2 separate regions of the Homo sapiens genome follow, and region 2 is linked to region 1. The links are chromatin loops, found by intact Hi-C in ENCODE. Cell type or tissue: B cell. All regions are shown on one strand. Links, peaks and the distances in the headings refer to the core of each region. The heading gives the core; the rest is flanking DNA.

What was found. Peaks named below come from ENCODE experiments on the same cell type or tissue, not always from the same donor. Only the 100,000 strongest peaks of a DNase experiment are listed, where the experiment ranks them.
Region 2: it touches region 1 in a loop (9-fold over the local background); 3 of 110 quality-filtered maps call a loop at or near these places.

The regions. Positions count from the first base shown.
Region 1 is chr11:111,557,139-111,573,212 of GRCh38, reverse strand. LAYN (layilin) reads right to left here. Exons shown (of 7, transcript NM_178834.5): 6 at 15,570-15,672; 7 at 11,468-13,118. The coding sequence ends at 12,755. Among named protein-coding and RNA genes, the nearest start is that of LAYN, 24 kb to the right of the region's middle. RefSeq lists an enhancer at 7,748-8,251 and a silencer at 10,915-11,209. In B cell, for the core only: CTCF peaks have their summits at 7,714 and 7,919 (motif pointing left); a DNase peak (open chromatin) is centred at 7,872.
Region 2 is chr11:111,975,687-111,991,760 of GRCh38, reverse strand. DIXDC1 (DIX domain containing 1) reads right to left here. Exons shown (of 20, transcript NM_001037954.4): 6 at 10,912-11,024; 7 at 9,274-9,422; 8 at 6,440-6,529; 9 at 4,837-4,890; 10 at 2,706-2,756. Among named protein-coding and RNA genes, the nearest start is that of DLAT, 42 kb to the left of the region's middle. RefSeq lists an enhancer at 13,636-14,266 and a silencer at 14,227-14,526. In B cell, for the core only: CTCF peaks have their summits at 9,357 and 9,559 (motif pointing right); a DNase peak (open chromatin) is centred at 9,550; H3K27me3 peaks cover 1,863 bases.

The sequences.
Region 1 (16,074 bases), core at 3,798-11,797:
GTGGCCCAGGCTGGAGTGTAGCAGTGCAATCTCAGCTCACTACAACCTCCGCCTCCCTGGTTCAAGTGATTCTTCTGCCTCAGCCTCCCAAGTAGCTGGGATTGGAGGCACCCACCACCAAGCCCAGCTAATTTTTGTATTTTAGTAGAGACAGGTTTCACCATGTTGGCCAGGCTGGTCTCTAACTCCTGACCTCAGGTGATCCACCCGCCTTGGCCTCCAAAAGTGCTGGGATTACAGACGTGAGTCACTGCGCCTGGGCTCATAGTGGTGTCTATAATGAAATAAGTATCATGCAGACCAAAGCACCTATGTCCTATTTCCTTTTGTATTGTTAGATCTATGCAAGAAGCTTATTTATGTTTATAACATTGCCTTTGCAATCTTGCATCAGAATTGGGGGCTAGTTGCATGATTCAGAGGTTCCTGGTCTGTGATTGCTGATGCATGCATCTCTGCAATACACAGGGCGCTACCATTGGGAATAGATTGGCTAAAATTTGAGGGCCTTGTCCCTTAAGTAGTGTTGGAGGTACACATTGATTGCCATATTTTTTGTTTTTTTGTGACTCCCTACACTTGAATGTCTCCTTATAACTTTCAGGATTGTATCAGTTAGGGTCTTGTCAGAAAACGGAATTCATTTCGGATGGTTCAGAGGAAGAGAAGAGACTTTAATGAAAGTACCACTTGCAGATATATGGATAGGGTTAAGGAAGCAAACTATGGATGAGTTTGTTAGCAGCAGTAGGAAGCTGTTACCACCCTAGAAGGGGACAAGAAGAAAAAGTAGAGTTACTGGATTATAGTGAGAGCTAGAGAAAGGGCCAACTGGTGGAGACTGAACTGCAGAGGGTGCAACTACTGCTATTGATATGAAAGGAAAGCAGAAGCAATACCATAACCTTTCTTTCACTCCTCCTGCCCACAGCGGACCTGCTGGAGCCTCTCTTGCCCAAATCGTACAGGAAACCATCTGGCAAGGGAGCTGGGTGGTGCAGTCTGCAGGGGTCATCCTGCTAGGGCACAGAGCAGGTCAGAGTAGGATAGAAAATGGATGTGGGCAGGGATTTGGTGAGAGACGGTAAATAACGAATAATCAGCCTGGGCTGAAGTCCAAATTCCTCAGCAAGGCTTATGAATCATTTACTATCAAGCTCCTTGTAGCCCCTTCCGTCTTGTTCCCCCTCACCCTTTGCCACTCACCCACCCAACACTCCCAGCTCAATCATGCTGAACTGTTTGAAATTCTGCTTAGGTGCCACATTCTCACTTTGGGCATCCCCTCCTCCAGGAAGTATCTGCATCCTGGGCTCGCCCATATCCCTATCACAGCCCTATCATCATGTAAGTCATTGATGTTAATCTGGGTTTTTACTATATAACTGCCATGAGGGTAGAAGCTGTATCTTATTCACCATTGCACATACCCACTGTCAAGCACAGTAACTGTCATTTAGCAGGTGCTCAGTACGTATTTGTTGATTCACTGAATAGACACATGAATACCATTTACTCTGCAGCAACTACAGACCTAAGCCAGGCTTCACCTGCGGGTCATGCTCAGATGTCTTGGAGACACTTTTTCAGTTGCAAGTCATTGTCCATGTACAAATGGATTTCCATGGTTAAATTCTCATATGGCCCCTTTATTTCTAGGTCCTAGGGTATTTTCTGCTGTTGTTTCATACCCTTCCTATAAACAAAACATACTGAGAACCACGAGAAAGGCAGGAACAGGCCAAGATCTAAAGGACTTTGGAAGAGGAAAGAGGCTTTAAGGAGGATGTGGCACTTAATTGAGTCTTCACAGATGGGTAGGATGTGTCACATAAAGAAGTGAGGAAAGGACACTCCAGGCTGAAGAAAGAGGACAAGCGGAGACAGCAATGGGAAAATGCATGCTGAGTTTCTGGGAGAGCGAGTCTTGACTGGCATTACAGGAGTGGTAGTAAGGTTAGGTAGTTGGACCAGATCATCGAGGCCACTGGATGCTGGATTAAGGAGTTTGAACTGAATTCTGTAGACAGCAAGGAGTCACTGATGGTTTTAGATCAGCAGGAAGATGCTGGGACATCTGTCCATTTAGGAGATGCATTATAACCTTATAAATGGCCACCTTGTACCTATTACTAAAGTGATTGCCTATAAATCCAAGGGGCAGATGGGGCTGGCTTCATGTCTCATGCTCTCTCCTTCGCCTGGTTTCTCTGCTCATTCCCTTGGCAGCACATAATGGATGACACATCTTTGTATCCAGGAGCAGATTCTTAAAATTTATGAGGTGATAAGGATTTGTTGTTTTCGTGGGCATCTATCAACATAGGAAACATTCACCATTACGTTTAGTAGAAAAGCAGGAAATTATGAAGTTAGCTTGGCTTGGGGGGTGCGGGGGGACGGGGGCGGGACACAGAGAAAGGACAGATTGGTAGAAAAAAAGAGCTGATCCCAAGATGCTGAGAACTTATTGGTTGTTCAATGGCTCACTGACCCTGAAAAAGCCATTTGGAGCAAGCTCCTTTCTAGAAATAAAGAGGTGGGAAAACGTAATCTCTTCCAAAAGGGAGGCCAGTTTCTTTCTGGAAAACAAAACAGAACAGAACAGTCTTTCAAAAACATGGGCTGGCTAGTTGTTTTCTAGAGCAGAGCAACTTCATAGAATGTAAATATTTATGTTGGATCTCTCTGTATGGGACTTCATGAAATAAACAATATTTGATAGAAAGTGACTCAATCTTTGCATTTTCCTTTATGTCTGATTATTTTGTAGACACTTTTAAGAAGCACTGATTTCTGTGAAGAGATTCTAGACTGAGTATTTCTAGTAGTAAAATAAGGAAAAGAAATCGAAAGGCAGTTAGGAGGGTGGAAAATTAATGCTGGTGGCACTTGCCAGGAAAGGTTTTTGTCTCAATTTAATGCAATTATTGATTGCCAGTTAAGTGCAAGCCACTGCCCTAAGAGCTGGGGGTCACAACAATGAATAGGAGGTGGTTCCTGCATTTGGGTGGCCCAGAGGAAAGAAGTGAATTCTAAGGTGCGTTCGACTGTGAAGGATCCCATGGTAAAGTGTATGCTGCAGGCTGTGGGAGAAAACAAGAGTGGGCAAGTTTTGTCCAGGGGCTTGGGGAACCTTCCATGGGCTGCTGGGACTTTCAAAAAGCTCTTGGCCGGGCAAAGTGGAGGAGGTAGGACATCAGGTTCCTCCTTGTGCGTGCTAGTTGCCTCTGTCATGTCCCCTTGTGAGAGCAAGTAACGCACAGTGACATTTATTTCCAGCTCTGCTTCCCCAGTTGAATTGTAAATAGCTTGAGGGGAGGGCCTTATATATCTTTGTGTCCACAGTGTTGGAAACACAGAAGGTACTTAAGACATGTATGTCAGTGAAAAAATGGGAGGGCTTATGTGAAAAAAACGCAAGTAATTTCCACATGTGCTTTTATAAATAGAAAAAATAATACAAATTAAAAAAAATTACATCCCCGTTTGCCTCCACCGTGGGATACACAGCTTGGCTATTTGTGGAATGATTTGTGGAATGTGCAACAAAACCAAAAGGTCTCTTTGCCCTGCCCCTTACTGGTTGGGTGGTCTTTCTATCTCACTCATACAAATCACATCTACCTGAGCAATATTGTTATGAGGATTAACAAAGATGACGTTTGAAAGTACTTGGCACAGAGTGGGTGTTCAGTGAACTAATATTTCTTCTTGTTTATCATATCCCAGGCCCTGGGAGACAGTAGAAGTTGGATACATGTATGATAAACTAGTTCCAGTAGTATTCTCTCCAAGCCACTTTATTGTTTTCTGTGAGGAGAAACTCAGTGGAATTTCTTTCTTTCTTTTTTTTTTTTTGAGACCGAGTCTTGCTCTGTCACCCAGGCTGGAGTGCAATGGTGTCATCTTGGCTCATTGCAACCTCCACTTCCCAGGTTCAAGCGATTCCCCTGCCTCAGCCTCCTGAGTAGCTGGGACTACAGGTGTGTGCCACCACACCGGGCTAATTTTTATATTTTTAGTAGAGACGGGGCTTCACCATGTTAGCCAGGATGGTCTCGATCTCCTGACCTCGTGATCTGCCCGCCTTGGCCTCCCAAAGTGCTGGGATTACAGGCGTGAGCCACCACGCCCAGCCCGAAACTCAGTGGAATTTCTAAGCCTTTCTCCTTCACACCCCAACAGAAGAACTTCCCTCAGCAGGAGAAAGATCTGCGATTCTTTCCCCCTTCCCATTCTTTTTATTTTAAAAAATTTCTAATGGAAACTTTCACACATACATAAAAATGTATGTTGAGAGAAAATAATATAATGAACCACCATGTGCCTCTCACTTATTTAAAAAACAAGATCAGTTTGCTGATCTTGTTTCATTCATTTCTCTCTACCTTTTTTCTTGCTATAAGTAATTGCACTTTTTTGCCATTGAAAGTAATGGCAGGCTGGGCCCGGTGGCCCATGCCTGAAAACCCAGCACTTTGGGAGGCCAAGGCGGGCAGATCACCTGAGGTTAGGAGTTCAAGACCAGCCTGGCCAACATGGTGAAACTCTGTCTCTAATAAACATACAAAAAAAATTAGCCAGGCATGGTGCCATGCGCCTGTAATCCCAGCTACTTGGGAGGCTGAGGCAGGAGAATCGCTTGAACCCGGGAGGTGGAGGTTGCAGTGAGCCCAGATTGCACCACTGCACTGCAGCCTGGGCAACAGGGTGAGACTCCATTTCAAAAAAAGAGAAAGTAATGGCAGAGACCACAATTACTTTTGCACCAACCTAATAGCATATTTTAAAACAGGCCCAAGAAAGTGGGTCATTTTTTTTCCCCCAAGATGGAGTCTTGCCCTGTTGCCCAGGCTGGAGTGAAGTGGCGCAATCTCTGCTAACTGCAACCTCCACCTCCCAGGTTCAAGCAATTCTCCTGCCTCAGCCTCCTGAGTAGCTGGGATTACAGGTGCACACCACCACACCCAGCTAATTTTTGTATTTTTAGTACAGACGAGGTTTCACCATGTTGGCCAGGCTCGTCTTGAACTACTGACCTCATGATCTGCCTGCCTCGGCCTCCCAAAGTGCTAGGATTACAAGCATAAGCCACCACGCCTGGCCAAAATTGGGTCATTTTACTGTCATCTTTAACCGATAAGGCCTTTTATCTTTTATAAAACCACTATGTCATTATCACTCCTAATGAAAACAAAAATAAATCTTTAATTTTCTCTAATACTCAGTTTATGTTCAGATTTTTTCCAATTATCGCAAGATGTCTTTTTCTGATTAGCTTGTTCAAATCGGGATCCAAATAAGACCATCATATCCAAAATTCCTTTTAGTTAAAATTCCAATCCATCCTGAGAGTGGGGGTCTGCCCTAGAGGCAATTTGTGGCATCAACTTGGGTGTGGGACTTTTGGGGCAACCCTGGCAGGCAATACAATTGTCCGTGAGTATCTGCAGGATATTGGTTCCAGGGCCAGTGGATACCAAAATCCACAGATGCTCACGTCCTTGTTATAAAATGGTGTAATATTTGCATACAACCACATCTTGCTGTATATTTTATTTTATTTATTTATTTTTCGAGATAAGGTGTTGCTCTGTCACCCAGTCTGGAGTGCGGTGGTGCAATCGTAGCTCTCTGCAGTCTCGACCTCCCGGGCTCAACTGATCCTCCCACCTCAGCCTCTCTAGTAGCTGGGACCACAGGTGTGCACCACAACTCCTGGCTATTTTTTTTTTTTCTTGTAGAGATGGTGTCTCTCTGTGTTGCCCAGGCTGGTCTGGAACTCCTGGGCCCAAGCAATCCTCCTGCTTTGGCCTCCCAAAGTGCTAGGATTACAGGCTGAGCCACTACATGCAGTATACTTTAAATCGTCTCTAGATTACTTAAAATACCTAATACGATGTAAATGCTGCATAAACAATTGTTATACTGTATTGCTTAGGGAATAATGACAAGAAAAAAAAAGCCTGTACTGTACATATGCTCAGTACAAATGTAACCATCTAGGCCGAACTCCAGTAACAACATAACATTTTCTGGGTTTTTTTTCCAAATATTTCCTCTCTTTTTTAAAAATTTTTTTCTTTTTCTTAGCATTCATTTTGCTTTGTATTTTCTGAATATTTTCCATCCATGGTTGGTTGAATCCTTGGATGCAGAACCTGAGAATGAGAAGGGCAACTGTATTCCCTCCTGTTTTCTCTATCATACGTGCAATAGAACCAGCTCCAAATCCCCCTAACTGTGGACAGCACCCAGCCTACCCAGCAAGGTTGAGTCTCTTTTTGAGCCTGAGGAAGGGAAGATTTGGGATGAATTGTCTGCCAAATGTGGTAACTTTCAGAGCTGCCTATTCCAGCTAATTTATTCGACACTCTTATTCATTGCCTTGGAGGCTGGGGGTGTGGTGATGAAATAGTGAGGAGGTGTGTGGCATGCGGTAGGGGGTTAGGGGCAGTTCCTCAGCCTTAATCCTACCTAGCCAATCTCAGTCTTTAGTAAAACTAGCTGTTAGGGATTCCAGATCCCACCAAAGAAAAAGAAACAAACTACCACCAACCTGCTCTGCCCACTTTCTATTCCAAGCTTCTATACGTTCAAAAGAAAGTGGCTGAAATGTATGCACTGAGATGAGATGAAGGGGTTTTAAAGGTTATGACATCCAACCTGTTTTCCACCAGCAGGTGGAATAAGAGCCCTCTGGCAATAAGAGCCGGCACCTATATCACTTCCGTGTAGCACATTGATCAGCGAAAACTCGCACCTGGGGGCTTGGAATCCTTCCTTCTCCCAAGGGCTCACATGGTCTCTCCGTGAGCCCCTGGAGGGGTGAAGGTCTTACAGTGTTTGTTGTAAGCAGGCATCCTCCTGCGTGTCATGGAAATCCCCCTCCCTGTGACTCTCATGTCTGCCCTGGTTTTGCCCTCTGTCACTCCACAGAATGCCATGATTTTGTGGGGGAGGGCAGGATATATAAACCCATGATAGCTGGAAAGTGAGCTATAATTTACAGTAAAAACAGTATTGTTGTCTCAGTACAATTAGATTAAAAGAGTACAGGACTAATACTAGCTAGTATTTAATGAGGGCTTATCTGTTCTATTAGTTTGCTTGGGCTGCCATAACAAAGTACCACAAACTGGGTGGCTTAAACAACAGAAATGGTTTCTCATCATTCTAGAGGGTACGAGTCCAAGATCAAGATGTCAGCAGGGTTGGTTCCTTCTGAGGACGGTAAGAGAAATCTGTTTCGCACCTCTTGCCTAGTTTCTGGTGGTTTGCCAACAATCTTTGGCATTCTTTGGCTTGTAGAAGCATCACCATGATCTTTGCCTTCGTCTTCACATGGCGCTCTCCCTGTATGCATTTCTGTGTCCAAATTGCCTTTTTTTTTTGAGGACACCAGTCATTGGAACAGGGTTCCATGCTAATGACTTCATCTTAACTAAGTATATCCGAAATGACCCTATTTCCAAAAAAGGTCACATTTTTGAGGGATTTGGGGTTAGGAGTTCAATACTTTTTCTGAGGGGGGTGGTGGTGATGGATGAAATTCAACCCACAAAATGCATCAAGCACCTTATGCATATTTTGTGATTTTTATTATAGCAGCATTTCCAGGTAGGTAATGTTATCTTCATTTTAGAGATGAGGAAACCGAGGTTAAATAATGTAGTTTGTTCAAGATTGCACAGCCAGTAAGTAGCAGTAATAGGACTTAGAAACTCAACAACCTGATTCCAGAACCCAGGATTTTCACCTGCATTGTATTTTCTTATTTCTCCATATATCTTTACCTCCCTTTCTCTTTGCAGTTGCTTGCCAGAAATTGGTCATTATAATTAGGTAAAATTTCTATGCCAGCCTAATACTGCCACCTGGTGGTGAAAACAAAGCAGCCTCGAACTTCCTGGCAAAGTTGCATCAGGCAAAAATGCTGACAGGCCTTTTCCCTAATACACCAATGCTGTCAAGCAATGGTGAATTCTGCTTGATCCTACATATATATATTTTATTTATTTTTTTCAATTTTTTTTTAAGATGGAGTCTCGCTGTGTCCCCCAGGCTGGAGTGTAGTGGCACGATCTTGGCTCACTGCAACCTCCGGCTCCCTGGTTCAAGCAATTCTCCTGCCTCAGCCTCCCAAGTAGCTGAGACTACAGGCATGAGCCACTATGCCCGGCTGATTTTTGTATTTTTGGTAGAGATGGGGTTTCACCATGTTGGACAGGCTGGTCTCGAACTCCTAACCTCAGGTGATCTGCCCACCTTGGAATCCCAAAGTGCTGGAATTACAGGCGTGAGCCAGCAATTCTCATAAGGAGCACACAACCTAGATCCCTCGCATGCGCAGTTCACAATAGGGTTCGCACTCCTATGAGAATCTAATGTTGCCACTGATCTCACAGGAGGCGGAGCTCAGGCAGTATTGCTTGCTCACTGCCTGCTATGCAGCCCGGTTCCTAACAGGCCAGGGATGGGTCCCAGTCATTGGCCTGGTGGCTGGGGACCCTTGTCATACATGGTATTATTTTGTGTGTGTGTGTGTGTGTGTGTGTGTGTGTGTGTGTGTGTGTGTGTGTGTGTGTGTGTTTTGAGACGGAGTCATGCTCTGTCACCAGGCTGGAGTACAGTGGTGTGATCTCGGCTCACTGCAACCTCTGCCTCCCAGGTTCAAGCGATTCTCCTGCCTCAGCCTCCCCAGTAGCTGGGACTACAGGTGCGTGCCACCATGCCCAGCTAATTTTTGTATCTTTAGTAGAGATGGAGTTTCACCACGTTGGCCAGGATGGTCTCGATCTCCTGACCTCGTGATCTGTCTGCCTTGGCCTCCCAAAGTGCTGGGATTACAGCCACTGCCTCCAGCCTATACATGGTATTATTCTGTTTTAAAAACCAGTTTCTCCTGGTGCCCCGGCTCTAAAGACTCATTCTAGTCACTATTTCTTTCTGCTGTTCAAATTCAAGATTCAAGAATAACTTAAGATTCTTTAGCCATTAGTTACCATTTACTGTTCTTTGGAAGAAAGAAGGAAGGGGCTGTACAGAATAATTGGCTTTGTTGCTTCTCCATCTCTGGGCTTGCAGTTTCCTAGACCTTATTTGACACTTCTGTCTTCAGTTTGCTATCCACCATTAGGTGTGTCTTACTACAAGCTCAGAAGTAATGTGGGCATAACATGCTTAACAAATTAGAAAAAGAATCATATTGAATAATTTTAGAACTGGAAGTCACCTTAGATCACACAACCTATTTGCGTTCTCACAGGGGAGGGATGGGAAACTGTGGAGGAAAGGAATCTCCGGATTCACTTCTGTGGGGTGGCTCACATGGCTCCCTGTAGCCTGCAAGGAAATGACAAAGGTGGGGTTTGGGGTCCTGGGCCTGAGCCTGGGGCTTGGGTACTGATTGACAGCTTTACTAATGATTTATTTTTATCTTGGATCAGAGGCTTTTAGATGCTCTCAACTCCAACATCATGGCAAACCCCTGTGTGCTGAGCTTAGATGGAAGGTGTGCTGCAAGTAATATGTTACCAACCATTCCAGTACCTGTGTTTGCAGATGCTGTTCCTTAAAGAATTTCAAACTAAGAAAAGTTGCAAATACAGGAGGTGGAGGCTGCAGTGAGCCAAGATCGCATGACCCTGCACTCCAGCCTAGGGAACAGAGCGAGACTCCGTCTCAAAAAACAAACAAACAAACAAACAAACAGGAATGCTTGTCGAGTAAAGAGACCAAAGTGGTTGTCTGATACATACATTTTATCTGTCATGTGTGTCACAGTGGAAAAAAAGGTTGGGAAATACGGTTTTAAATGGTTGTCTTCGTCCATTTCCTATTGCTTGTAACAGAATACCTAAAACTGGGTAATTTATAAAGAAACAAAATGTATTTCTTATAGTTCTGGAGGCCGAGAAGTCCAAGGTTGAGGGGCTGCATGTGGGAGCGTCTTTTTGCTGGTGGAGACTCTCTATAGAGTCCTGAGGCAGCGCAGGGCGTAACACGGTGAGGGGCCTGAGGGTGCTAGCTCAGGTCTCTGTTCCTCTTCTTATAAAGCCACAAGTCCTACTCCTGTGAAAACCCATTAATCCATGAGGGCAAAGCCCTCATGACCCAATCATCTCTTAAAGACCCCACCTGTCAATACTGCCACATTGGGGAATAAGTTTCTACATGAGGTTTTTTTTGTCTTTTTTTCTTGGTTGGTTTGTTTTTGAAACAGGATGTCACTTGTCACTCCGGCTGGAGTGCAGTGGCATGATCAGAGCTCACTGCAACCTTGACCTCTGGGCTCAAGTAATCCTTTCACCTCAGCTCCTGCATAGCTGGGACTATAGGCATGCACTACCACACCCAGCTAATTTTCTTATTTTTTGTAGAGACGGGGTCTCGTTATGTTGCCCAGCCTGGTCTTGAACTCCCGGGCTCAAGCAATCCTCCTGCCTCAGCCTCCCAAAGTGCTGGGATTACAGGCATGAGCCAACATGCCTGGCCAACCTGAGTTTTGAAGGGGGCAAACATTCAAATCATAGCAATTATGAAACAAACTTACTAAATTTCCATATGATACTAGCTTAATGAATAAGCTCAAGCTCAACGGGAACATAGCAAACCCTTAACATTTAGCAAATATTTGTTACATAAGTGAAGTGCAATTATTAGAGATAGAAATGGAGTTGGGTAAACTCAGGCTAGTAAACCTGAGGAGGAAAAAGAAAGTGAATAATTAAAATGCAGGGTAAGACTGGCTGTGTACAAACACAGAAGAGATCTCTAGGTCCCAGAAGAGACAACACATTAATGAAAAAAGGGAAGGGAAGATGCTGAGGGTCTGTTCTGATTACAACCTTACTCCCTTTATAGATTAACAGTGGGTCCTCAGTTCAAGCATGAGTGACATAAAGTAAGTTGTTAGCACAATTCACCAGCATCTGTTTACTTGTTACTATGCTTCCTTCTTGGGAGGCATTCCAATTACAATGACTCAGTTACCTCCTCCACCTAGGGGGACTGTGAAAAACAAACTTTTAAGCTGAAATATTCAAACTATTTGACATCAGTCTGAAAAGATGCATTGTTCATCCATTCAATAGACATTGATTGCCTACCCTGCAAGGTGCTGCCATGGGTTGCAGGACCCATGATGCTGACCGGCAGATAGGATTCCTACTAGCGAAGCTTGCAGTGTAATAAGGGCCAGAGTTGTGGGGCACAGTGCAGGATACAGGGCAGATGATAGAGCGAGGCTGTCTGAAGCAAGAATGGAACCTTGGGCATTTTAGAGCAGTGAATCAGTCCTTCAGGACCATGTGCTCAGTTTTTGCTTGAAATGTAACCACAAAACACACTTCCCAAAACAGGGAGTTTTGTTTCCTAGTATATTCAGTTCTGCAGTAGGGCAGATAATTTGGCAGGGATTCCAATCCACTACATTCGATACTGCTTTGACCCAGACTAGTTAACTCTAGAGGTTGGGGCTCCATATGTGAAGCAAAGTTGCTGAGCTATTAAAAAATAAGACATATGAGGAAAGGTTAAAATATGAGATTATGAAGCTGATTGAGGGAAATTGCTGGTGATTTAAATAATGGCTTTCAGACCTCCAATGTGTATATGATTGATGCTGGGCTGAGAAACTTTTCTCTGAATTTGAGGCCAAACACAATTGAAACAATGAGGTCTGTCAACAAAAGGTAGAACTGTCATCATTATTAGTCATGTTATGTTGATGCTGCAGTAACAAACATGCAAACAGAACAACGTGTAGTATCAGGGATGGGAGTACATAAGCCTAGAAGCTGAGACTCAAATTTCATTTTTAGTTTCTTTAAAAAATATTTTTGTTTAGAGACAGGGTCTCATTCTGTTGCCCACGCAGGAGAGCAGTGGCGTGATCCTAGCTCACTGCAGCCTCAACCTCCTGGGCTCAAGCAATTCCCCCACCTCGGCCTCCTGAGTAGCTGGGACTGCAGGCGCATGCCACCATGCCCTGCTAATTTTTAAATTTTTTGTAGAGTCAGAGTCTCACTATTTTGCCCAGGAAGGTCTGGAACTCCTGAACTCAAGCTATCCTCCAATCTTGGTCTCCCAAGGTTCTGGGATTACAGGCGTCAGCCACTGCGCCTGGCCTCATTTTTAGTTTTGCAAGTAGTTAGATATTTCCAAGTCTGGATGTCAGGAGAAACAAAAAAAGGTCCCCTGTGGCCACATGCAGAGGAAGGGCTGTAGACACAGACTAACACTCTGTTTCCTGCTCTTTATTTGATTTTATTATTCTTTGAAAAAAACAGATATGAGAATTGCCGATGCACAGGCCAGCCTGTGCTACCATATGTGGGCTTTGAAAAGATTCTGGATTTTCTGTCTGTATGATAATATGTGCTGCTGTATAGAGCAAGGAAAACAGAGGTGGTTTTCCAAGCTCCACAGCCCATCTTTATCACTGCCAGGTAAAGCTCTGTCCCTTAAAAGTTAGATACAACCAACCAAGTGACATTTATTGAGACTCTACTATGTGCCAGACCTGGGCAAGGTACCTTCTCATAAGGTCGAGCTGGATGACTGGCTGGGATAAAGGATACAGCCAAAACGTGGGGGTCCAACAGGAGGTCGTGGGGACCACATGCTCATCCACAGGACCTGATCTAAGCTTGTTCATAGACCTTCTGTGTATTTTCCTTATAGAAAATAAGAGGATTTTGCTTATCATTTCTTTTCCATTGTTGTCAGTTTCAGTTTTTTATATGTCCTAATAACCATATATTTCATTTTCCACCCATCCAGACTCCTTACTCCTCCCCATTTGGTCTGGGGAGAACTCATAAATGTCATTGGTCACAAATCCACTCTCCACGCTCACCAGAGTCACAAACCCACTTTCTGATGGGTTCACAGCCATGTTGTCATAGTCACAAGACATGTCATCGGGAGTGGCTTCTCCCGAACACACTCGGAATGAAATATTCTTCAGGTCTGGCCGGGTCTCAGCTAAGTCAGCTTCGCTTTGTTTTCTTATGACATTGTAGACCTCTAGGTCCGGGCTGTTTCCCTGGTGAGGAGAGGGCCAGATGGTGTGTTGCTTCTTTGTGCTAGGGTCTGGCTGCTCCCGTTTTCTAGGAAGAAAGAAAACCAGGGCTGAGTGTTTTAGACCAGGTGATTGAGAATACCCTTGTGCTTCCTGTTGAGACGAGAGGAAGCAGCCCTGGGCAGTCACCCAGCTGCATGTCTCGTCTATGTAACTTACAGGCCAGGGCTTCGGAGTGGGAGGGAACCAAACAGGGAGATGTTATGTTCAAAGTGATTGTGTATCTGTCATTCACTGCTGCCCAAGTGTGGGCAGGGTTATTATCCTGGGGTTCCCTAGAGTCCCTGGAGTGTCCAGGGATAGAACTGAATAGAGAAAAAATACCACATTACAAAAAAAACCCAAAAAAACAAAAAAACACCTCAGCTGTGCACAGTGGCCCACGCCTGTAATCCTAACACTTTGGGAGGCTGAGGCAGGTGGATCACTTGAGCCCAGGAGTTTGAGACCAGCCTGGGCAACATGTTAAAACCCCGTCCCTATAAAAGATACAAAAATTAACCAGGCATGGTGGTGCACACCTGCAGTCCCAGCTAGTTGGGAGGCTGAGGTGGGAGGATAACCTGGGAGGTCAAGGCCGCAGTGAGCTGTGATGGTACCGCTGCACTCCAGCTTGGGCGACAGAGTGAGACCCTGTCTCAAAAATAAAATAAAATAAAATAAAATAATAAAATAAAATAAAATAAAACCAAAACAACAAAAAACACGACTCATCCATAAGTGAAATTTAGCATGTCCTTCCATTATGAATGTAAGAGATAAAACAGCAGGATTAATATCTTTGACTTGATCACTACTAGAAATTATAGATGTTTTCATATCACAGTTATAGATGCCTTGAAATATTTTAACCTCATCTCTACTTCAAAATTATAATAATTATACCCAGCACTAAATAAAGAAGCATTAATAAAGGAGTACATGTATTACTAATCACATATTCATTTTTGGAAATATTTTGCTAAACTATATAACAGTATGATTGCTTCCTTTGCAACCCAATGTATTTTATTTTATGCATTTAAAATATTGTACTGGGCCGGGTGTGGTGGCTCATGCCTGTAATCCTAGCACTTAGGGCAGCTGAGGTGGGCGGATCACCTGAGGTCAGGAGTTCGAGACCAGCCTGGCCAACATGGTGAAACCCATCTCTACTAAAAATACAAAATTAGCCAGGCATGGTGGTATGTGCCTGTAATCCCGGCTACTTGGGAGGCTGAGGCACGAGAATCACTTGAACCCGGGAGGCGGAGGTTGCAGTGAGCCGAGATTGCGCCATTGCACTCCAGCCTGGGCGACAGAGAAAGACTCTGTCTCAAATATATATATATATATATATTTTTTTAAATAAAATAATAAATAAAATAAAATATTGTTCTGGAAGGAGTCCATAGGCCTCACCAGACTGCTGCAGGGCACAAAAAAGATTAAAAACCCTTGGGATAGACAGACACCCCAGCTTTAGAGTCACAATTCCCAAATCCTGTTAAAGTACAAAACAGAGAGTCAGGAAAGGAAATCAAGAACCAACTGAGTAGGCAGAGTAGGCAGCTGGAAAATATGCCTGTAATTTTTTGAACTAAATTCTACTTTAAGATTCAAAGGAAATAACTAATAAAATAATCCCAATAATAGGTAACATTCAAGTGCTTAGTATATACTTATTCTGCAAGTATTAACTGCCTTAATCCTTATAATAATCCTACAAGGAAGTTACAATTAACTGAAATAGATTTTACATTGGAATCTTACTAATTCATCTCAAATTGGTCTTTAAAGGGAGTCAAATCTTAAATTGGGCCTTAGTTTTCCTGTTGTAAATGGGAATACTAGACATCTTCTCCATATACCATGATGATGGAGAATAAAAAGGTAACTGAGAAGAGCTTTCAGTACTAAAAATAAAATAAAATAAAATAAAATAGTGGCACACGATCCTGACCATATACAGAAATTGTTGATGCCACCTAGTGTAGCTATTTTATAGCACTCTATACTTGTGTACTGAATTAAAAGAAAAGTCAGTTAAAAGGAATTTGGCTCTTTCAGTTTGAATTAAGTGGTTTAGTTTCAGATGTTTACCAGAATACTTTGCAGCAGTCATTTTTCATATGGCTCACTATTCATTCCTTCACTCAGTCCACAAACATTTTCAGAGTGAGGGCATACATTCATGAGAGCATTTTTGCTGGGTGACGTGTGAGTGCACGGGAGGTGAATAATGCAATTTCACCCTTCAAGTTGTTTTAAAATCTTCCACGTACAGACAGTAAAGCAAGTAAGATCACTCTCTTAATCACAACTAAGCACAAATGCCTAGTACTTCTGAATGCCCTGACCTGTCAGAGAACCCACTCTCCAATCTGCAATGGTGATACTCTTGGTGCTGCCGTGGGTTTTAATGAAGTAAACAAGGCAATATCCAAATCTCAAAGAGAGCAGAAGATGCAAAGGTTTACACAATGAAGGTTTTACTTGCCTTTTTCTACAGATCCAAACCCAACATACAACTGTGGTGACCACAAGGAGGAGGAGAAGGGGAATGCTGGGGATTAGGATGTAGGCCAGATTCAAGGCAGCTTCTGAAAAGAAAGAAAGCACATGATCAGCATTGGCTGTTTTTTGTTTTGTTTTTCTGTGCTTCAAACCAGGCTTAAAAAAAGCATAATCGTCAAAAACCACTTGTACCCCCAAATCTATTAAAATTAAAAAATTAAAAAACAAAACAAAGGAAAAGGCTAATCAACACAGAGTATTCCAAAGAGCTCATTCCTGAGTGATCAAGACACATCTAGCCAGTTAGCAAAGAGTCTTCTGGTTTCGATGGATGAGCATTTTCTACCTGTCCTATTACCCTAAGTGATAATGAAAATCAGTTTAAATTTTTAGGTCTTCCAAATATCAGAAGGGCACTTTTGTTAATTAAGCTTTTTGTTTTTTTTTTCAGAGAAAAGAGAGTCTCTCTTTTCTTGTCCTCCCTTAGT
Region 2 (16,074 bases), core at 5,064-13,063, 420 kb before region 1:
CTGTTCTTTGATTCATGATCCCTCTTCCCAATTTCCTATGATCTTAATAGCATTAGGCTTTCTTTCCCTCAGCTTGAACCCTCTTGGTTCCTATCAAGCCTAACAAAAGGTGAGCTGGATATCCTTGCTTATAAGGACAGTTATGACATATTCCATCAACCATGGTGACTTCAAATGGAACTAATGGACTAGGGCTGCATTCTAATATATTTGTCCTGACTTTTCTCTCTTTACAGACTGCAAAGAAAGGGTACAGACTCTGAAGAATGTGGGAGCCCATTCTTAATTATACACTCTGCCATGACAGTACATGGTAAAGGAAGTCTAAGATGCCCTTGGCATCAGTAGTTCAAAGGAATATTTCCCAAAATGTGCTCCATGGGACATTAATGTGCCACATGATGTTACATGGGAGAAAAGACACTTCTGTGGTTATTAATTCTAAATCATTTTTAGGCCAACCTCTTTATGACAGACCTTTTCAGATCCTTTACATGTTATTATTCACAGTGAGTCTTCAGGACAGCAGAGCATTTCTCAAACTTATCTGACCGTGGAACACATTTGTTTTTTAAAGTGTTTCAAAAGTACTAAGCCTACGGAATATACCTTGGAAAATGTTGCTGAGTGAATAGTCTAGCCCATGAACGGATGTGCAAGGAAGAGGGGAAAAGCAGCCACTTAAAAACATCCTCTTCTACTTCTAGGTATTATTGCACAGATATACTCCCATTTGGGTGAAATAACATATATTCAGGCTCGGCATGGTGGCTCACACCTGTAATCCCAGCACTTTTGGAGGCCAAGGCAGGCGGATCACGAGGTCAGGAGTTCGAGACCAGCCTGGCCAACATGGTGAAACCCCGTCTCTACCAAAAACACAAAAATTAGCTGGGCATGGTGGCACACGCCTGTAATCCTAGCTACTCGGGAGGCTGAGTCAGGAGAATTGCTTGAACTCGGGAGGTGGAGGTTGCAGTGAGCTGAGATCATACCATTGCACTCCAGCTCTGGGCGACAGAGCAAGACTCCATCTCAGAAAAAACAAAACAACACAAAAAAACCATATATTCAAGGCTGTTAGATCATTGTTTATATTAGCAAAAGACTAGAAATTATCATGTATAATAAATCATTTAGCATATATATGTATGTATACAGTGGAATACAATGGAATACTATGCAGCCATAAAAAAGACCTAGGAAAGTCTTTATGTACTACTGACATAGAATGAGCTCGAAGATATACTACTAAGTGAAAAAAAGCAAGGTGTCAAGTTTTATTTCTAGTATATTACCATTTGGGTAAAACCGTGGGGGAAAGCGATGTAGACACAAATGTGCTGATAACTGTTAAGATGCCTCTAGGAGGTCGGGCGTGGTGGCTCACACCTGTAATCCCAGCACTTAGAGAGGCCGAGGCAGGTGGATCACCTGAGGTCAGGAGTTCAAGACCAGCCTGGCCAACATGCTAAAACCCAGTCTCTACTCAAAATACAAAAATTAGCTGGGTGTGATGGTGCGCACCTGTAATCCCAGCTACTCGGGAGGCTGAGGCAGGAGAATCGCTTGAACCCAGGAGGCGGAGATTGCAGTAAGCCAAGATCACGCCACTGCACTCCAGCTTGGGCGACAGAGTGAGACTCCATGTCAACATTAAAAAAAAAAAAAGGCCGGGCGCGGTGGCTCACACCTGTAATCCCAGCACTTTGGGAGGCCAAGGCGGGCAGATCACAAGGTCAGGAGATGGAGACCATCCTGGCTAACACGGTGAAACCCCGTCTCTACTAAAAAAATACAAAAAATTAGCCGGGCGTGGTGGCGGGCACCTGTAGACCCAGCTACTTGGGAGGCTGAGGCAGGAGAATGGCATGAACCCAGGAGGCAGAGCTTGCAGTGAGCCAAGATTGCGCCACTGCACTCCAGCCTGGGCAACAGAGCGAGACTCCGTTTCAAAAAAAAAAAAAAGATGCCTCTAGGAAAGAGAACTAGATGACTGATGGGACAGGGCTGGCAGGCAGACACTTCATGGTTTATCTTTTTATACCTTTAAAATGATTTGAATGTTAGTTAACTATTCAAAAACAAAGTAAATAACAATTTTTTTAAAGGACATTCCTTTTTTTTTTTTTTTTCCGAGACGGAGTCTCACCCTGTCACCTAGGCTGGAGTGCAATGGCATGATCTCAGCTCACTGCAACCTCTGCCTCCTGGGTTCAAGCGATTCTCCTGCCTCAGCCTCCCAAGTAGCTGGGATTACAGGTGCCTGCCACCACGCCCGACTAATTTTTTGTATTTTTAGTAGAGATGGGGTTTCACCATGTTGGCCAGGCTGGTCTCGAACTCCTGACCTCGTGATCCGCCTGCCTCGGCCTCCCAAAGTGCTGGGATTACAGGCGTGAGCCACCGCGCCCGGCCCTAGAGGACATTCTTTCACACTGAAGAGGATTCTTTTACATATAGAGACAATCAGGGTGGAACAGATGGAAATGGTAGCAACATGAATCATAACTACTAGAAATAAGCCTCAGCAAAACAAAGGTATATTCCTCGACATGTCTCACTTCCCTCCCACAAAGCCCTTTCTTTACCAATAGCACAGAGCTATTAAAGGTCCACAGAAAATTCCAACTCTCACCACTCACCAACAGACTACTTTACATTGCAGAGACTTTATTTAAAGAATTAAATGTCTTCTTTTTTACCTTTATCCCCTGTAAGTTTCTGGCTTCTTGTTTACATTTCAGCAGTTCCTTCTGCAAACCAAATATAGTTAGATCAGATGGTGACATCTGGGTTGCTTCAGAATGCATTACCTCATTCTGTCGGCAAGAGGACAAAACCCAGTTGATCATTCCGTGAAAAATTAACCCTCTACTAAGGCAGAAAACAGCTCTGGTTCAGTGAGCAGTACAGGCTGATCCACAGAAACAAGAAGAGAACCATTCCGTTCTTCCCTGTTGGCACCCAGGCTTAACTGCTCAGGTAGAGAAGAGTTGCCAAGAAAGAAGATACCCCATAATTCCCATAGGCTCTCATTTCTATATTTAGCAATCTTCACCAACAGGAAAACCTAATTATAATAATCTAAATCCTTCTCACTGAATATATGATCATATCTAAATATGCCTACCCCCAATGTCATTAAATAATTATCCCTATTTTTAATGTTTAGCAAAGGGTTGGAGTGTTTCTGATCCAAGAGGGTATTGTTCTTTGTGGGCCAAACAAAAACACATTTAGCCTAATAATGAAATACTGAGTAATTAACATTCCCTTACAATAGATAAAATATATGTATACGATTGTCACTAGGAAATAGATTTTAGAAGGGGAACAACCATAACACAGACCCCAATCTCTTCTCTTCCTATTGTATCACATCAAGATTTTGCAATTAACATATCTAAAATGGGGATCTGTAACTTGGACTCCACAGATGGGCTCAAAAGTTGCTCTATTAGGCTGGGCACAGTGGTTCATGCCTATAATCCCAGCACTTTGGGAGGCCAAGATGGGAGAATCACTTGGGTCCAGGAGTTCAAGACCAGCCTAGGCAACAAGGCGAGAGCAATCTATACAAAAAACACAAAAATTAGCCAGGTATGGTGGTGTGTTCCTGAAGCCCCAGCTACTAGGGAGGCTGAGGTGGGAGGATCGCTTGAGACTGGGGGGTCGAAGCTGCAGTTAGCCATGATCGTGCCATGGCACTCAGCCTGGGTGACAGAGTGAGACTCTGTCTCAAAAAACAAACAAACAAAACAAAACAAATAAATAAAAGTTGCTCTATTAAAAATTCATGTCGGCCAGGCACAGTGGCTCACGCTGTAATCCCAGCACTTTGGGAGGCCAAGGCAGGCGGACCACGAAGTCAGCCGTTCAAGACAAGCCTGGCCAACATAGTGAAACCCCATCTCTACTAAAAATACAAAAATTAGCCAGGTATGGTGGCGGGCGCCTGTAGTCCCAGCTACTTGGGAGGCTGAGGCAGGAGAATCGCTTGAACCCAGGAGGCAGAGGTTGCAGTGAGCTGAGGCTGCACCATTGCACTCCGGCCTGGGTGACAGAGCCAAACTCTGTCTCAAAAAAAAAAAAAAAAATTCATGTCTATGAGTATGAGTGCAAACATACATGCATACTTCTAGGGAGAGGGTTAATGTCTTTACTCATAGACTTATGACCAAAAGAAAAGCTAGGAATCACTGACCTAAAAGAATTCTGAGAAGTATTTATAAAAAAAGACTGTACTGGTATTAGATACATTTTTTCTTTTAATTAAAGAATAAAAACCATGAAATATTTCAAACATATAGAATGGTACAACCAATAATGACACCGAAATTCTATTACCTACCACCAGGATTAAAAAGTTATTACCTTCCTGACATATTTGGGATGTATCTCTCTCTTTCAAGTAAAGACATAATACAGATACAGGAAAGATTCCAATTCTGAAATCCCTTTCCCTCTTGAAGTTGTGTAATAGTCCCATAATGGTGTTTTTTTTTTTTGAGATGGAGTCTCACTTTGTTGCCCAGGCTGGGGTGTAGTGGCACGATCTCTGCTCACTGCAACCTCCTCCTCCCAGGTTCAAGCAATTCTCCTGCCTCAGCCTCCCGAGTAGCTGGGACTACAGACGTGTGCCAGCACATCCAGCTAATTTTTCGTATTTTTGGTAGAGACGGGGTTTCACCATGTTAGCCAGGATGGTCTCGATCTCCTGACCTTGTGATCTGCCCGCCTCGGCCTCTCAAAGTGCTGGGATTACAGGCGCGAGCCACCGTGCCTGGCCCCCATAATGTTTTTAAGGGGTAAAATGTACATGTCTTGACATACCTTTAAGTCCTGATTCTCCTCCATACTCTGATCCAGACGACTTTGGATTATAATCTGAATATAAGACAAACAGAGATGGCTAAGCACCTATGCTGTGAAGTACAGAGCCACTCATTCAACAAATATTTATTGAGCACTACTAGATGCCAGCTCTGTACTGTGGATACAAAGAACAGGAAACAGTTCCTGCTCTCTGATGTAAGTATATGCATCAAGTAGCAAGTAGATCTATATGGATAAAGCTTAGAATAAGTATGGGTGGGCCAGGCGTGGTGGCTCACATCTGTAATCCCAGCACTTTGGGAGGCCGAGGCAGGCAGATCACTTGAGGTCAGGTGTTAGAGACCAGCCTGGCCAACATGGTGAAACCCATCTCTACTAAAAACACAAAAATTAGCCAGGTGTGGTGGTGCACACCTGTAATCCCAGCTGCTTGGGAGGCTGAGGCAGGAGAATCACTTGAACCCGGGAGGCAGAGGTTGCAGTGAGCCAAGATCGTGCCACTGCACTCCAGCCTGGGGCAACAGAGCAAGACTCTGTCTCAAAAAAAAAAAAAAAGAATAAGTATGGGGTGGGGGTTGGGTGCAGGGGAGGGGGTGGGGTAAAGGGAAGAAGAAATGGCAAGAGATGAATTTGGAGAGAAATATCAGGGCGAGATCAAGAAAGGCCAGTGAGGGCAATGGGGAATCAATGAAAAGTTGTATGCAGAAGGGTTACAAAATGAAGTTTGTCTTTAAGGCAAATTATTCTTGCTGTTTTACAAAAACTTAATTAGGGGAAGACAGGAGAGGAATCAGGAAAACCAGTGAGAAGGCTGTTAGAATACTGGATGGAGGCTTGATTTTCAAGTGGCTGTGAGAATGGAGAAAACTGGATAAAGAAATTAGAAATGTAAACTGGTAAAACTTGGTGACTGACTGGATGTACAGGGAAGTATGTAGAGGGAAAGGATTCAAGGACAACATTCAGATTTCTGTTTGGCGCATTTTGGTATCCAAAACAGATATCCAAAAGGACAAGTAGCTTTGGTGGTTGGGCAGAGGACAGAAACACTTTAATTTAGGACTCACTGAAATTGAGATGCTTATGGGACTTACAAGTGGAGATAATAAGTAGGCAGTTGCATATTGCATACATAAATCTAGAAATCCATAGCAAGAGCTGAGCTGGAAATAAATACATGAGAAGCAAGAGGGAAGTGAGTGAAGAACTGGAGGCAGATACTACCGCCCAGGTTAATGTTTAAGACACATGAGGGCCTAGACTGGAATGCTGAGGAACACCAACATTAAAGGCACAAGCAGAAAACGAGAAGCTTCAAAGAGACCTTGAATGTAAACTCCATAAGGGTCGGGTCTTAGATCTGTTTTGTTACTACCATATCTCCAGCATGTTGAAATAGGGTCTGGCATATAGTCAGCACTCAATAAATATTTGTTTATTAAATGAATGAAGAAGGAAACAATGGTCAAAAATGTAGGAGGAAAACCAGAACTGGTCAAGGAAGACAGCATTTCAAGAAGGCATGAACAGCAGTGTCAAATGCTAAATACAAGTAAAATACATACAGATTTAGTGTCCAATCACAAAAGATGGAGCTCACCAGTTGTTCCTCGGGATTGACACCTGGTTCACAGAGGGCCAAGGGCCTCTCCTGTTCATCTTCAGGTAAGGATCCATTGAGCAGTAAGGCCTGAATAACCACAAAGGCAGAAAGAAACTTAACTCTCCTTCAGATGACTTAGTCCAGAGTTGAACTTGGTAAGCTCACCCCAAGTTAAAATCACAACTCAGCCTCCTCAAGACATTTCGTTGGTAATTTTTGCTCCTTAGATACTTCCCATTGCTCACCCTGGGACTAGTTCCTTTCGTTAGGTCCATGCTCTGGCTCTTTCAGCTCTCTGGACACCTGACTGCTCTGCTTCAAGGTGCCTTGGCCCCAGAAGAAAATCTAAAAACAAACCTTTTTTTCAAAAGAGACACAACACATTTCAAACTGGAGCTGCTCAAACTCAATTTTACCAGGGAGAAAATGATCTAAAAGCAGTGTAGAATCATCACGGCTTAGAAATGAGTATTATAATGAATTATTTGGAATACATTTGGAGCACTCACTTGGGTTTGTTTGATTTTTCTTTGTTTTACTGATTCTGCATTTTTACTCCCTAAAGCAACCTCTATTGAACAAGAAGGAAAACACATTTGCAGAGAGATGTCCTCATTCATTTCAGCTCCTGACCCAGGTGGTTTTCATTAGAATATACGTAGGTGGAATAGGGAGGCAGATTTACCATGAAGCTAAGAAAGCTCCAGCTGTAGGCCCCCCGCATGCATTGCCTCTCCCAAGGTCCTATACCTAATTATTATTGTTATTATTATAATATTTGGAGACAGAGTCTCACTTTGTCACCCAGGTTGGAGTGCGGTGGCCCGATTTTGGCTCACTGCAATCCAGGGTTCAAGCAAGTCTCATGTCTCAGCCTCCTAGTAGCTGGGATTAGAGGCATGCGCCACCACACCCGGCTAATTTTTGTATTTTTAGTAAAGACAAGGGTTTTGCCATATTGCCCAGGCTGGTCTCAAACCTGTGAGTTCAAGCAATCCACCCGCCTCAGCCTCCCAAAGTGCTGGGGTTACAGGTGTGGCCCACCATGCGTTGCCTATACCTAATTATTATATTCATAATTTTGTAATCTTATTCTTTAAGAAGCCCCCCTGCACACACACAAATTATATATGTGAGGACTCACAAAACTTGGATCTGTCCCTGCAGGTGAGTATCTATCAGGTCAGTGAAAGACTGAAAAATGTGACCCCATTTTATAATAAAATTTGAGTAAGTCAAATGAATTTTGCTATCTCACCAGTCATGGCAACAGGTACAGACATATATAAGAAGCCAGGGCCGCGGGGAGCTAAGGGCATTCAACATTATGGAAATATCAACTATAACAGCAAACTGTTCAAAGGGTTCTAACTAAGGAATACTAATAAGTCAGAAATCTTGGATGTGGCTTAGCAAGCAACTTGTTAATCACTGAAAAGAGTTAAGAAGCCCAGTGGATGCTGTGAGCCCTTTTGTATTCTACAATGGAACCAAATTCTCATTGTGATCATGTGGCTGTGAATTAAAACTCTTCTGTTTGCAGGAAATATTAAGATGCTGACTTTCTGCCTGTCATTTCTCTTCTTTTTCTGTCTAATCTGCCATCGAATTTCTCCCAGACTAAGAAAATGCAAACAAACTTTGAGCCAAACTGATGAATATCTATGTTCATATAATGCAAATTATCCTGGGAACAACCTGGTTGGGTATAATCTCAAAGTTCTCCATGACATACTTCCTATGCAAGTAAAACACACACAAAAACATTCCATTAAGGTATTTGTTAATGGAGTGGCAGAAAAGAGATCTAAAAGGCCTCATAAGCCAGCCATTTTAAAAATACAGAGCAAATGAAGGAAAACCAACAACTTTCTTTGGGAATGTTTACGCAGGCAACATTCCTCCCACACTTCTCAGTTCCTGGGGCATACGTTATGCAAATTGCTTTGCCACAGCACCAATCTCCTTTCTTCTTTAGGAATCTTTTGTGTCCCCACCCTGTTGCAGGCTAGCTGGGAGCACGCCCTCCACCGCCTGCCGGCTGCCAGAGCCACACACATAATGTGGGCTTTGTTTACGTGTCCATAAATATTTGACAATTCAGAAGCACTGCAGTTCCCAGCACAAACAGAAAGGAATATTCCTAGGCAATTTCAGGGTCATCAGCACACTATAAGCGCTCCCCCAAACAGAGACAGACACACAAAGACAAGAATGAGGGGGTCACTCAGGGTGGGAACTATGTCAAGTGGGTCAGTCTCGGGTAGATTTGCCGAGCTGGCACTACAGGTATAGGAAAAACTGAAGGGCTTTGTTGCTCAAAGTAAACCTCTTCTACCTGACCATTATGCCTTGGCATCCATTTGCACATGTATTAGGAGTGAGCTAAATCCCTTAGCTAAATTCAAATGGAAACCTGGCAGCATTACTGGCTCTTACACTCTTCCTGCTAGAGAATTCCTAGAAGAAAATCCCAGACTATTCACAGTGCCATTCTTTGGTGAAAGCTGCAATTGCAGGTCTGCAGCCACATACAGGGTAGAAGCCCACCTATGTAGCACAGAGTCAACAATAAGGACTTGATAAGGGTCAGTAATGGCTCCTGGGCTTGCTGAAATCTTAAGCGCTGTGCTATGAACGGTAGCCCACAAAGTCCATTTAAAGTATTCAAATATAAGGAATTTTCTGCTCTTTCTGTGCTATTCCCTATATCTAAACTCCTCATTCAGTTCTGACCTCCTAGAAAACTAAAATCAGTTTATTTTCCATTGATAATACTGACTTAATAATCAATTGGTATAACAAGGGCAAACTACAAGGGAGAGAGCTACCTGTAGTCCTGATATCATTTTCTTTGCTTCCTCCATTTCTTTTTCTAAATATTCTTGTTGTTCCAACAGCTGTTCTTCCCATGAGGTCTCCAGATAGGTTCCAGGGCTCCCTGGCCGCCAGTCTCGAGATAATGGAGAATCTGTCCCTTCTAAAAAATGAAAAGAGGGAGTACAGTTCATGTTGAAGAAAACTGATTTCCAGCAGACAGCGTTCACAGGGTAGCGTTCACAGGTTCAGGTCACCTGCGTTCTGAACCTGTTCTCATAGCACAGACTGGACTCTCCACCAGGTGGGGTTGTGAGGCCTAAAGAATTGGCTGTGAGCTCAGGCCTCAGGCTCACTTGGTGCTAGAACAATCTATCCTCTTTTAAAACTCTTAGGAAGTATTAAGATTCCCTCCACGGGAGCCTTGGTATGCGCCACACAGACTTCACCCTTAATTCTTAGAACTGGCATTCCAAGAGCCTGACTTTGCCAGGTACAAAAAGAGGAGCTGTCAGATGCAATGAAAACAAAATCTTACTGGTTACTCTGAAGCTTTAGAGGGGAGACTTCAATTCAATATTCCTTTCAGCACTCACTCATAAGTGGACCACTTTCATGTAGAATACTGTGTGAGTCACACAGCAAACAAACCAATAAAAACATACCTGCACAAACTGTTTAATATCACTTTTATTTTCCTAGCTTTAAGGTCTCTTTGCTCTGGTTTCCTTGTCTATTTTATACTATCTAATTGTATGTACAGCCATTTAAAATGCATTCTAGAATTCAGAAAGGCATAAACTCTTTCAGTGAGTTTCTTCATTCAAGAGACGAATATAATAACCCCTCTGGGTTGCTGCAAAGATTAAATGAGGTAACTTATGTGCAGGGCCTGCTGGTGCCTGGCCCAGAGCGGCACTCAGTAAATGCTCTCCCTCTCTCTCTAAGGCCTCAGGAGTTTTGACTCAGTAACATGACTGACTCTTTGGTACTAATGCCAGGGTTAGATGGGGAGCAGAATACAGAAGAATTCAATTCCAGTTTTTCTTCTGAGGGCCTGTGTTTCATTACAACTCTTGTGGGTAAATACAATTCTAAGTCTTGCACTTTGCTTCTTGCATGTTTTTCTCTCTATGTAAGAAAAAATAAAGAGCAACTGAGACAGAGTATGGAAGTCTAAACAAAGGGAACTCTTTGTGGTCCTTTCTGTAGCTTCATACCAAGCCTGATATAGACCTGCTCTCTATTCTCTGTGCCCTCACAGACACCTCAGCTCATACAATGCATTTCTGGTCCCAATTTAAGTTATGTAAGTCCTGCAATTATTTGTATAAGATAGGAATAATAAAAGTGTTTACTTGAGTAAGGCTTTTGACTGCCCCAAAGTCATTTCCTAATTCATAGGCAGCCAGCTGAGAAAGGGCCTATCTATGCTGCTGCAAGATTTTTGACAGCTAGGATATCAGAAATGGCATTCTGCAAGAGGATAACCACATTAATTGGCTCAAAGTCATTAGAGCCCTCTAGTGCTGACCCTGCACGCACAGACCATGGAGATGGGGAAGGCCAGGGAGCTTATTGGTGATGGGGACCTCTAAATTCTTCAAGCTGACTGTTCCTTGAACCAGCCCAGGCAGGCGTAGAGATAGTACCTGTTCTGTTCTCTATTCCTTCAGCGGGAATAATCACAAAATCTGCCTTCTCTTCTGACTGGGTTATAATGGACTCGCTCTTTGCACTGTGGATTGGACTGGGTGAAGTCAGGCTGTGATTGAAGAAAAAGGAAGAAAAACGATTATTATGAAGAGTTGTTCAGAAAGCAGCTTTCATAATTTATTCCTGAGAACAGGGACATGTTCTTATTCATCTTACTCCTCCATGGGTAACACAGTACTTGGCCCACAGAAAATAAAATATTTATTTAATGATTAACTTTTTGAATGAATGAAATTAATATTGAATAAAGGAATGACCCAGTCCTACAAAGTCTCTCCCACAACAAGGATGCCTTTAAGCCTAATTCATTGAGAAGAGATTTACCAAAATGATGGGTAATCTAGCATTCAAAGAACTCCAAGTTTTGCTTTGTTTTACCTCCCACCACCTCCTCCATCACCATCCCTGGGCCCACGTTCAAAGACTGATGCCAGTCTGTGTCTAGTAGCTTTTGGAGCTAGAAGGAAATTTTATTTCCAAAACACTGATCTCTCACAGATACAGGCAATACCAGCCAAGTTATCATGGCAGATCAGCTCTGAGCTGATCACAAAGGAGAGTACAGGGTGGGGGTGGTTCAAGGGGAAAAGTTGCTGGAGGGCGTACATTGCCAGGCTGGGCAGAGGAGCGGTTATATATCAGTAATTGAGCTAGAGCATGACAAGGGGAAGATAATATGTCAAAAGGGGAAAGACCTGCTAGGAATAGTGGAGTAAGGGTTTACTTGATTTATTCCTATCAAAAAGTTATTTATATTTCTGACACAATACTTTCAAATTGTCCTCAGAATCTTCTCAACAATTCTTAAGATTTTGTTTTGTTTTATTTTTTTGAGACAGGGTCTCACTCTGTTGCCCAGGTTGGAGTGCAGTGGCTCCATCATAACTCATGGCAGCCTCAAGCTCATGGGCTTGAGCAAATCTCCTGCCTCAGCCTCCTGAGCAGCTAGGACTACAGGTGCATATGATGCCAAGCTAATTTTTAAATCATTTTGTAGAACAAGTTCTCCCCGTGTTACCCAGGCTGGTCTCAAACTCCTGGGCTCAAGTGATCCTCTCTCCTCAGCCTCTGTACTGGGATTACAGGCGTGGGCCACCGTACCTGGCCCTTAAGTTCTGATATAACTACTAGCCTTGGAAGGAACTATGCAGATTTTTCAGGGAAGTGGAATTTTAAATCTCCAAAAAAACAGCAAATCTACAAGACAAGATGGGAATGTGAGGCTGGTGCTTCCATGTGACAGGGAAAAGGAGTCTCGAGCCATCTCTCTTTGCACTGCACCTTGAGAACATCAGCACTGAAAGAATCTCAGGGGCTGAGGGGTCTCCGGGCCCAGCCCCCTCTCAGGAATTCTTTCCAAATCTATCACCCAGACAACAGTGAAAGTGGCTAGGATTCACTGACCCACTTAATGTGCCCCTGAAGTCTCCCAGGCGAATCCTCACAACCACGATCAGGAGTTAACATTTTGTCCTCCTAGAATCCAGTAAAAAACAAGAGCCAGGCATGGTGGAGGTAGCCAGGCACGTCAAAAGCAGTGAGGCAGCCTGAGGACTAGTGTCTCATCCTCCTCACTGTCCGTATTTTAGGGGCTTTGCTGGGAATGACCTCAACTAGAAATACATTCTCTTCCTTCTTAGAACCACAGAAAACATTTTAAAGCTTTTAAATTGAAATATCAAATTAAAGAAAGTTGCTTAACCATATCTATAGATCTATAACCAAACAGGCAGGAGGGGTAGGGAGTGGCAAGAAGTGATATTCCGAAATAGCAATTGCTTTCTAGAACTTTCTTATTCATCTTTCACCGCTTAGGCAATCTTGACTTCCAGGCCAACATGAATTAGCTGCTTGAAAAGCTCTCATCCAAGTGTACTATGTCATTCACAAGGAGAATAGATTTGTGCCTGCTCAGGCCTCAGCATTTACCTTCTTACAGAAATGGGAATCCAAGTGTAGAAAGCGGCCTGCAAGAGCTGCTCATCTTTGAGAAACAAGAAAACACTTTCTCATCTGACAAGGTGCTATGGATGACATGTTCCATCCTCTGACTTTGCTGGACCACAGTTGGTAAGTGTGAGACAAAATCGGGGAGGAGGGTGCAGTGTGAACCTAGGATGCTAGAAAACTGCTTTCCTAAAAGCACAGACGCATGCTCAGCTCCTTCTCCTTCCTAAGAGTTATCTCCCATATAAGGGCAGAAGGAGGCGGATGTCTGGATATCCATCCCCGCTGGGGGAGTGGCAGAGCAGCCAAAGGAAAACAACATTTCTCTTTCTTGAATTGAGGCTGCCAATGTGAGGCCACCGAGAGGTGAGACCATGAAACTCGATGGCCAAGTGGAGAGATAAAGGACCTCAGGCAGGAAACTCCCGAGGCACATGTCAGAGCAGGCACCCTGCTGCCTCCCTAAAGAAGTACCTCATGGACAAGGAATATGCATTATATCCTCTGCCCCAGGTCAGAAAAAAATATTTTAATGCTAATTAATTATGTATATGACAGGCTCCTCCCTGATTAGCTTAAAAGTCCTATTTTATAAACAATCCCCTACTTAGCATCATAATCCTCTCTGAGGTCAGAGAATGACTGATCAGGTCTGGCTGATACATTTCTTAATTCCCACAGGTCTAATAGCTCTTCTATCTTAATTTATCAGACAAGCAATCCTGCAGCAAAGATACTTCCAAATCCCACTCAAATTAATTTTTTTAAACGGGTAATAGGCAATAAGGAAGAGTTCTATATCCTCATGAAGTGCCCTCCCCCACCAAAGACCCTGGCAGGCGCAAGGGCTACTCATCCTCCCCCCATGCTGGCTCCACTTCCTACGCCCACCGTATTTTATAGTGATAACCCCTGGTCAGCAGCCGGTCCTCCCAACATAATGCTCCCACCACCCCGCCTGTCTCCGGCCAACAGCATCCTCCAGCCCTGCCCCTGTTCCCACCCAGGCCCCCCACTTCCAAAGCCAGAGTGGCTTCAGCTCACCATTTGACTTGCGTCCCTCCCATGGTCCCCCTCCTGTCTCGGGCTTCAGCAAGCCTGCGTCCCCGGGTGAAGTGGGAGGCTGAGAGTCACATCGCTCCCAAATTCAGGCATGTCTCCCCGCGCTGGGGCTGGAAAACGCCTCCACGGGAAGGCCAGCTAGCAAAGCTACTGGCCCGGCTCGCGGGAGAAAGCGGGAACGGCGGCGGCGGCGGCGTCTCGGCCCCAGCGACTGGGATGCTCCAGGCTCTGAAGCGCGCAGTCCCGGCCGCTCAGACTGTGCAGCAGCCCGGCCCCGGCGGAAGCTGCCTCCCCTCGCAGGCTGCCGGCCCCTGGCCGCTGCATCTTGGCCTCCGCGGACGCACGGTGCCGGGCATCCCCCCTGGCGGGGGCATCTCAACCCATCTCCCACTGGGAGGGAGGCTCCCGGCGGCGCAGGCTGCGCCTCGAGTCCCCAGCGGCGATCCCACTCCGTGCCACCTTCCGGATCCCTCCCCGCCCCACCCTCTGCTCCCTCCCTGGGCTGTCACACGCGGCGAGGCAGCCGGGCTCCGACCCAAGCCAGCTCCGCTGGCCAACCGACCGCTCTGGACGGAGGTTGAGGGTGCGGGCCAGGGGCGGGGCTGGGCGGGGTGGAGGTGGGGGTGGGGACGTCGACGAGGGGTTGGGGGATGCGAGGAGAGGAGATTGGGAGCCTCAGGATAGGCAGGGGAAGAGCCGCGTATCGGCAGAATCACGAGGAGGGCTCTAGTGGTCTGAGTGCTGGGGAGCCCCGCACCAAAAACCTTGCCTTCTCCACTCTGAGCCCTCCCTTGGTGGACGAGGGGTCGGTCGGACAGGTCAGGCCCGCATGGGGCTCTGGCCGCTCCTCGGGGTGGAGACTCTGACGCTCCCCAGGAAAATTCGCCGAGCACCTATCCCCTCCCACCTTCCCCTCTGGCGTTTCGTGTGTTCTTTTTAACCAACTAAGGATCATTTTGCTTGGCTACAATGTGAGGCTGGTATGCGGTTTTCGGAGCAACAGGCTGGCAGGGCTTCCCCAGGGCGTCTCCGGAGGAGCAGTGGCAGGGAATGAGACACCCAGGGGCTATCCTTCCTTCTGAGCCACTCCCGTCCTGAGCAAGCCACATCTGGGGGCTCCTGGGCTCTTCATGGGTCACAGAGCCACTAAGTGGGCTCCCTGGGGGCGAGGGCTCAGAATGTGCGGGAACCTGCTGGGTTCCAGATAGCCACAAGAAGCCCTCTCCTTCCCCAGGGACTCACTGAGGAAAAGGCAGCTACTAACCCAGCATGCCAAAGAGCTGGATGAGGGGTCAGCATTAGAAGAAAATGTCAAAATCCAGTAGTGAAAAACAGGGTAAAGCAAACAATTCTCCTCTGGCCCCTCTCCTAGAAAACTGTCACCATTAGCTCACTGCAGCCTGATAGCCGGTGGGCCCCTCATTCACACATTCACAGTCTCACAGCCCTCCCCTCAGTCCTCCTGCCTTGGAGGAGAAAGCAGGTGCCCTCAGGAAGAAATCCACTCTTCCTCCTACCACCAACTCTAGCAGGCACTATCAGGCTCAGAAGAGTGAAAGGCCTGCAGAAGTGCAGGAAGCAATACAACAAAACATCCTGTAATTCCGCTCCAGGTGATAACCTAAGCAGCAAGCAAGGAAGAAATGATTTAGATTCTCATTAAAAGCACACCTGCTGCTTAATGGGCGCAGGGCTTCCTTTTGGGGTGATGAAGATGTCTTCTGAGTGGATAGAGGTGATGGTCGCACCACATTATGAAGATACTAAATGCCACTGAATTGTACACTTTATAATGTTTAATGGTTAATTTTATGTTATGTGAATTTTATAAGTAAGAAAGAGCACAGCTATTAAATGTAAAAAAGGTAAAAAGTTAGCAAGTTTACCAGTATATTAAAATACTAGAAAGAGTTCCATATGACCTCAATAAATTAGGAAATGTGCATTAAAATAGGATGGAGTTTTATGAGAAAAAAATAGGAGGAAGAAAACAAGGACACATAACATACATACAAGACAAGGAACAATTAGCCCTAAATAGAGCAGATTACACAGGGTTGGGATAGGAAAGAAAAGGTCATTAGAGCATA